Linked DNA regions of Homo sapiens: region 1 is linked to region 2. A link is a contact called in ENCODE Hi-C or POLR2A ChIA-PET data. All regions are on one chromosome and are shown on one strand. Each heading gives the region's core, a stretch centred on a gene start or an enhancer-like site at or near the end of the contact. The rest is flanking DNA. Distances are from core to core; before and after follow the strand shown.

What was found. A loop is a pair of places that touch in the nucleus more often than their neighbours do. ChIA-PET counts read pairs that join two places held with the same protein, here RNA polymerase II (POLR2A). Pooled maps may share reads with other maps.
Region 1: a loop to region 2 is called in a map with no recorded cell type, with 5 times the contacts of the local background. The contact joins two enhancer-like sites. A Hi-C loop is called at or near these places in 18 of 37 single-sample maps with no recorded cell type and 15 of 50 pooled maps. POLR2A ChIA-PET finds 5 or more read pairs at or near these places in 9 of 52 experiments (AG04450, GM12878, activated B cell and 5 more).

The regions. Positions count from the first base shown.
Region 1 is chr4:184,505,041-184,508,122 of GRCh38, reverse strand. It overlaps LINC02427 (long intergenic non-protein coding RNA 2427), which reads left to right. Exons shown (of 3, transcript NR_147158.1): 3 at 747-1,663. Among named protein-coding and RNA genes, the nearest start is that of LINC02427, 31 kb to the left of the region's middle. RefSeq lists an enhancer at 1,050-1,259. Within about 2 kb of position 1,367, at least 6 of the 41 ENCODE cell types and tissues checked have a DNase peak (open chromatin) inside an H3K27ac peak, as active enhancers do; they include GM12878, where a contact is called at or near this core.
Region 2 is chr4:184,281,162-184,284,539 of GRCh38, reverse strand. All of the region lies in intron 1 of LOC105377582 (a long non-coding RNA gene), which reads left to right. Among named protein-coding and RNA genes, the nearest start is that of MYL12BP2, 31 kb to the left of the region's middle. RefSeq lists enhancers at 745-864, 1,005-1,264, 1,665-1,714, 2,665-2,814, 2,835-2,904 and 3 more. Within about 2 kb of position 2,024, at least 15 of the 41 ENCODE cell types and tissues checked have a DNase peak (open chromatin) inside an H3K27ac peak, as active enhancers do; they include GM12878, where a contact is called at or near this core.

The DNA.
Region 1 (3,082 bases), core at 118-2,617, 220 kb before region 2:
TGATCTGCCCGCCTCGGCCTCCCAAAGTGCTGGCATTACAGGCGTGAGCCACCGCGCCCGGCCTACTCATTTTTATTTTTATTTTCATTTCTTTTTATTTTTTTTCGAGACGGAGTCTTACTCTGTCGCCCAGGCTGCAGTGCATTGGTACGATCTCAGCTCACTTCAACCTCTGACTCCTGGATTCAAGCAGTTCTCCTGCCTCAGCCTCCCAAGTAGCTGGGATTACAGGCGTGAGCCACCGCGCCCAGCCTATTTATTTTTATTTTTTATTTTCATTTCTTTTTTTTTTTTCGAGATGGAGTCTTACTCTGTTGCCCAGGCTGGAGTGCAGCGGTACAATCTCGGCTCACTTCAACCTCTGACTCCCGGATTCAAGCAGTTCTCCTGCCTCAGCCTCCCACGTAGCTGGGATTACAGGCGTCCGCCACTAGGCCCTGATAATTTTTGTATTTTTAGTAGAAACGGGGTTTCTCCATGTTGGCCAGGTTGGTCTTGAACTCCTGACCTCGTGATTTGCTCGCCTCGGCCTCCCAAAGTGCTGGGATTACAAGTGTGAGCCACCGCGCCTGGCCCATTCTCTCTTATTTTATTGTGGCAGCTAGAAGTTAGGTGGCCCGTGTGCCTGTCAATTCCCTCCACTCAGTCATACAGCTCATTGATACATTTTCTATTTTCCAAGTTATCTTGGGTTTCAATGTTGCTAAACTTCCCACCGCTACACAAACCTGTCTTCCTTCTTCCAGGTTTCAACAATATTTTCATCATATTTATTGAAGGCCTCACTGACAGACTTCTCAAGGCCCCTCTACCTTCTATTCGCTGCCTGGCCCCAAAGCCAGTGCCACACATTTTAGGTTTTTAACTGCAGCAGCACCTATGATGTTTCCAAAATCTGTATCATTAAAGTTTGATCAGAGAAGCAAAACCACCTTGAGCAAAACAAGGAATTTATTAAAGAGATTAGGATACACATTGTTATGAAAGCTGCAACCTGCTGCCCCTGTGTCCAGAAGTGGGCCTGAAGTCAGCAGGGCTGGCAAATGGATGTGCAGTGGGAGAGAGTAGGCGTGAGCTGCACCTGCAGGGAGGAGATGGAACTCCTGTGGATGGACTGAAACTGATGTCTTCCACGTCAGCCTCTCAGGCCTCCAACACTCCAGCGCTGATGATGAAGATGACCTGCAGAGGAGCTGGTGCCCTTCACCATGGAATTGCTCATAAACCCAAGATTCAGTGAAGCTGAAGAAGCAGTTCTGGTGGGAGCTGGAGGAACTGCAGGCACAGCTGCTGCCCTGTACCAATACATTGAGCCAGTGGCTGCCTGGCATTGTGTGTGAGCCACCACAGCGCCTGGCCCTACACAGACTTTGACTGTAAATATGACTGCTGTTTCACTTCTGCCTTCCAAATTTTGCTCAGATTTTCTGAGAAACATAGTTCAGCTTAGGTACATTGACACAGTACAAAGCCACCGCAGTGGCTGGTTAGGGAGGGATTATGAATGCAGGCTGAGAATGCACGGGAAGCGTTTGTCTATTTATAGAGTAGGTACCATTCAAGGATTTATGTGAATCAGGTGCAAAGAACTCACACAAAGATGGGGAAAGTTAGTACTTAGAAATCAGTGATACTAGATAACCAATAAATAAAAATAAACTTATTTTTAGAAAATAAGAAAATAGAAAAGCTTTAATAAAATAGTATTGGGCCGGGTGCAGTGGCTCACGCCTGTAATCCTAGCACTTTGGGAGACTGAGGTGGGCGGATCACCTGAGGTCAGGAGTTCCAGACCAGCCTGGCCAACATGGTGAAACCCAATCTCTACTAGAAAAAACCACAAAAATTAGCTGGGCGTGGTGGTACGTGCCTGTAATCCTAGCTCCTCGGGAAGCTGAGGCAGGAGAATCGCTTGAACTCAGGAGGTGGAGGGTGCAGTGAGCCAAGATCGTGCCATTGCACCCCAGCCTGGGTGACAGAACAAGATTCTATCTCAAAAAAATAAAAATAAAAATAAATAAATAAAATAGTATTGAAATGGTGAATAATACTATTTCAGCACATCCTAAACAGATCATGCAGATAGTAAGAGGTTTTCTGCATGAGTTTGCTAGGGCTGCCGTAACAAAACACCATGGACGGGAGCTTTAACAACAGAAATTGATTTCTCACAGTTCTGCAGGCAGGGTGTTCAGGACCAAGATATTGGCAGGCTTGGTTTCTCTGAATCCTCTCTCCTTGGCTTGCAGGTGGCTGTTTTCTTTTCTTTTTTCTTTTTTTTTCTTTGAGATGGAGTCTCACTCTGTCACCCAGGCTGGAGTGCAGTGGCGCAATCTCAGCTCACTGCAGCCTCTGCCTCCTGGGTTCAAGCGATTCTCCTGCCTCAGCCTCCTGAATAGCTGGGATTACAGGTGCCTGCCACCACGCCCAGCTAATTTTTGTATTTTTAGTAGAGATGGGGTTTCACCATGTTGATCAGGCTGATCTCAAACTCAGGACTTCGTGATCCACCTGCTTCGGCCTCCCAAAGTGCTGGGATTACAGGTGTGAGCCACCACGCCCGGCAGCTTGCAGGTGGCTGCTTTCTTGCTGTGTGTTCACATGGTCATTCGTCTGTGTGTGCACACGTGTAGTGTCTGTGTCTGTGTCCTAGCCTCCTCTTCTTATAAGGACACCAGTCAAACTGGATTAGGGCCCACTTTCCTGACCCCCTTTTACCTTAATTCCCATTTTAAAAGGCTTATCTTCAAATACCATCACATTCTAAGGTACTGGGGGTTAGAGCTTCAATATGTGAGTTTTAGGGAGACACAGTTGAGCTCATAACATTTTCTATAGAACAATCAAGTTTGAGACATGCCACATGCTATATTTTCTTCTTGGAAATTTGCAAGGTATATATGCATATGAATGACTGTGCAAAGTCCTGGAAAACATCCAGTATTCATCTTTCACACTCTCCCTGTTTGATCCATTATTTATTGATAACCTTCCACTGGCTTCCTTTATGCATTGGCTGAGTGCATTGAGCTGCCGCATGGAAATATGATCTGCCGGCTGCCGCTGGCAGTCAGGAAGGGAA
Region 2 (3,378 bases), core at 775-3,274:
CATACAAGAAATGACACATTAGTCCAGCCACAGGGGTCAGCGTGGAGGCTCCTGGAGACCCATCCTCCTACCTAGGCCGCAGGAGGACGCCTCTCACACTGCAATCCCCCTGCTCCTGCTTAGGGCAGAGAAGAAACTCGCGGTGTTTTTTATTGGAAGCACCGGAATTACTGGACTTAGGATGTCTGTCCCAAGAAGGGGAGGAGCAGGGGCGGGGACATCCCTGGCAAGGGTGACGTTTGAGGAAAAACGGCAGGCTGATCTGGCCAAGCTGCTGGGCACCCCTGGTCTACCCGGCCCGGGAAGCATCAGGAGCCTGTCAGAGGGGACCTGGTGGCGGGCACCTGGATGGCAGAGGGAGGCGGACAACAGTTCCGGGACAGCGCGCTCCCATCTCCTGCTGTTTTGAGAGCCTCTTCCCCTGCTTCCTGCCCCAGAAAGCCCCATGCCTTCCTCGGGAAGGTCACTCACGGGTAAGCTCAGCATGGCTGTGACGGGTCTGGGTCCGGTGATGCTCAGCTTGGGAGACTCCAGAGAACCCGCACGTGGGGCCTAGTGCCCGCAGACACCCGTGGGGTCGGGGGTACTGTTTGCTCTCCAAGCCACCAGCCAGGTTGTGCACAACGCCAGGACAACTCTTCAGGGCTGAGACACGTGGCTTCCCTGGGCCCAGCACCTGGGCAGCACGTTCCGTGTGTATGCCCTGAAATCACACCAACGCATGCAGCCAACCCCGAGACTCAACCCCAAGGCCAGGACACGGGGCCAGTCCTGGAGCAGCACAACGGGGTGCCCAGCTGTGACCCTGCCTACCCGGAACCCTGAGTCTGGTGGCACTGGAGGCTCAGCATCACAATGATCCTTTCTTGTGTTACCAAAAAAAAAAAAAAAAAAAGTTTAACAAATACAGGCCATTGTTCTTACTTTTTAAAAAAAGGACTGACTGCTTAGGGGACTGCAGCCATTTAGCCCTGCCTGACCTCCAAGAGTGAAGGGGCAGAGTCCCCACCTGTCACCATCTGCAGGACAGCCATGCGCCGCTGCACTCTCTTTGGCTGAGAACCTCCAGCATTGGTTATAGGCCCCACTGTGGACCCAAAGTGAAACTCTGAAAATAGAAATAAAGCAGCTCATGCTCCAGCAAACAAATACTATGATTTCTGTCTACTGAAAGAAATGAGTAATCAACCTCTCAAAAGTCAGAATTCAACTACAGCATGTTCACAAAACCACTCACACTGCCCCCAGATGGGCACAGATGTTGACTCTGCATCTGTTCTAATTTTCCTCATGAACCTGTGCCCACTGGGGTAACAGGAAAAACAAACTGAACTGTGTTTAGCATGAGCTGGTAAACTTAGTCTGTTTGCAATGATAGAAACTACTCCAGCTTAAAACAAACACTCAGCCCCTTAGCAGAGACGTGCAGATGTTCGGATTTGATTGCCCTCTCCGGCTCCATGGCAAGGTGAGGCCTGTGCTCTGGATAGAGTGACCATCACAAATCATCTTCCAAGACGGGCACTTTTTTTTCATTTTTAGAAACAAGTGCCTGGTTTAGAATGCAATGCGTGTAAAAATAATGCAGTGCTGTCCGTGTCCCCAAACCATCCTCAGGTAACCGTGGTTAGCAGTGTCCTTCCAAATATGCTCCCTGCATAGAGGAACCTTGCACACATAGGTGAGCTTTTTCTCATTATTACTTGGAATTACAGCATGCATCTTATTCTATAATATTTATTTTTTAACCACTCAGGTCAGATCAATCCGAGATGTGTTTGAGAGAGAAAGAGGGCACTATTAATAATTATGCCAGTAGAGCAGGTGATGTTTGTTCACCCTAGTTAGAGAGGAGAGGTGTGGCTTAGGAAAACTCATGGCAGAGCAGACAGTGAGGCCCAGTTTGTATCCTGTATTGACATGCCAGTCTGTGCAACAAAGCGGCTGGGTTGGGCCGCTTCCTGCACTGTTGCCCTCTGAGGTGTGACTGGCCTCCTCTGGCCTTTTGGGGTGATGCACTGCAGACCACGGTGGAGTCTGAGGACCCGGAAAGTGTTTTCTGGTTTTGATGACTGATTCACACTAAGGCTTGTTTGAAGCCGTCTGAGATCTCTGTGTGCCAAGGCATCTCAGTATGGCTGTGTGCCCTTCATGTGGCTCGGGGAAACTGTCAGGACTCCAGGGTGCGACATGCAGGCCCCTGCACCCTACAGCCCCGCCTTGGGTTTAACTGTCATCCACTTGCACTGTTTTGGGTGTGGTGCTGAGCTGGAATTCTCTGGGACCAGAAACTTCCCCTTCCTCTGCCCAGAAAAGTGGACAATCAAGGTTCCCAGGCTCACTGATCTGGGTATTTCTAAAGCCTCTCTCTTCCTGCTTGAGAGCTGTTTCTGTCCTCAGAGAAGGGATAAACTGAAATCCCAGATTTTGTCATCCTTGATCTCCCTCTCTTTCCCTTCCTCCTGCAACCTCTCAGTTCCAGAAAATGCAGGCTGTCCATTTCCTCCAAGTCAGAACCTCCTGCTAAGGATGCCACTGAAGGACTGGAGGGATTTTTCTAAACTGATCCGGGCCTATGATGTGGGTCATCTAATTTGGTTTTTGACCTACTAAGAAAACCAGAAAACCCTCTCAATAGCAATCTGCTTTCCAGCTGATTATCTTACTACAGACATAAACAGAAATTCAACGTGATGGTCAGCGTTGAGCAGAGATGCCACGGTGTTGGTGGGTACTGCTTTTCCCCTGAAGCGCTCCACTCCAGTCTGTCAAAGGGCAGCAAGCCTCCAGTAGTTACAGAAATGGTAACATTGCCAAGATCTGCTTCATCCTTTGGCTGTTGAACGGGTGGCTTATGGCCCCTGAGCTCACGACAAGGAAAGAGAGAAAGAAAAGTGAAAAAGAGGGCCCCCACCACCTACCTACCTGCTGCTGTTCCAGCTCATCAAAAACAAAAGTCTAAAACAGTGGCTGGAAAGTACCTTGCATGATCCCTTCACAGAAACAATAGAGAGGAGCAGCTGCACAGGGACCACGGGACACCAGGCAGACATTCTCCCATTGCTTCTCCTGCCTTTAGCATCCTTTTATCTTGCTTCTCCCATAATCCAAGCATCAGATCCCATTTCCCTCTGAATTCTCCTACTTCTCCCAGCACTTTATAAAACCGAGTCCTGTCCCCAGAGCCCCAGGTCAGTGCTCCCGGCACACCCAGCAGGAAACAGCAGGGTGGGGGCCAGGCAGTGGGTGGAAGGGGCACAGGAGTGGGAGAAGGCAGGCCTGGGGCTGAATCTCGGTGCAAATGCGTGAACTGCAACAATTTATTTATTCCGAGTCTCAGTTTCCTTATTTGTAAAATAAGAATATTATCATCTACTT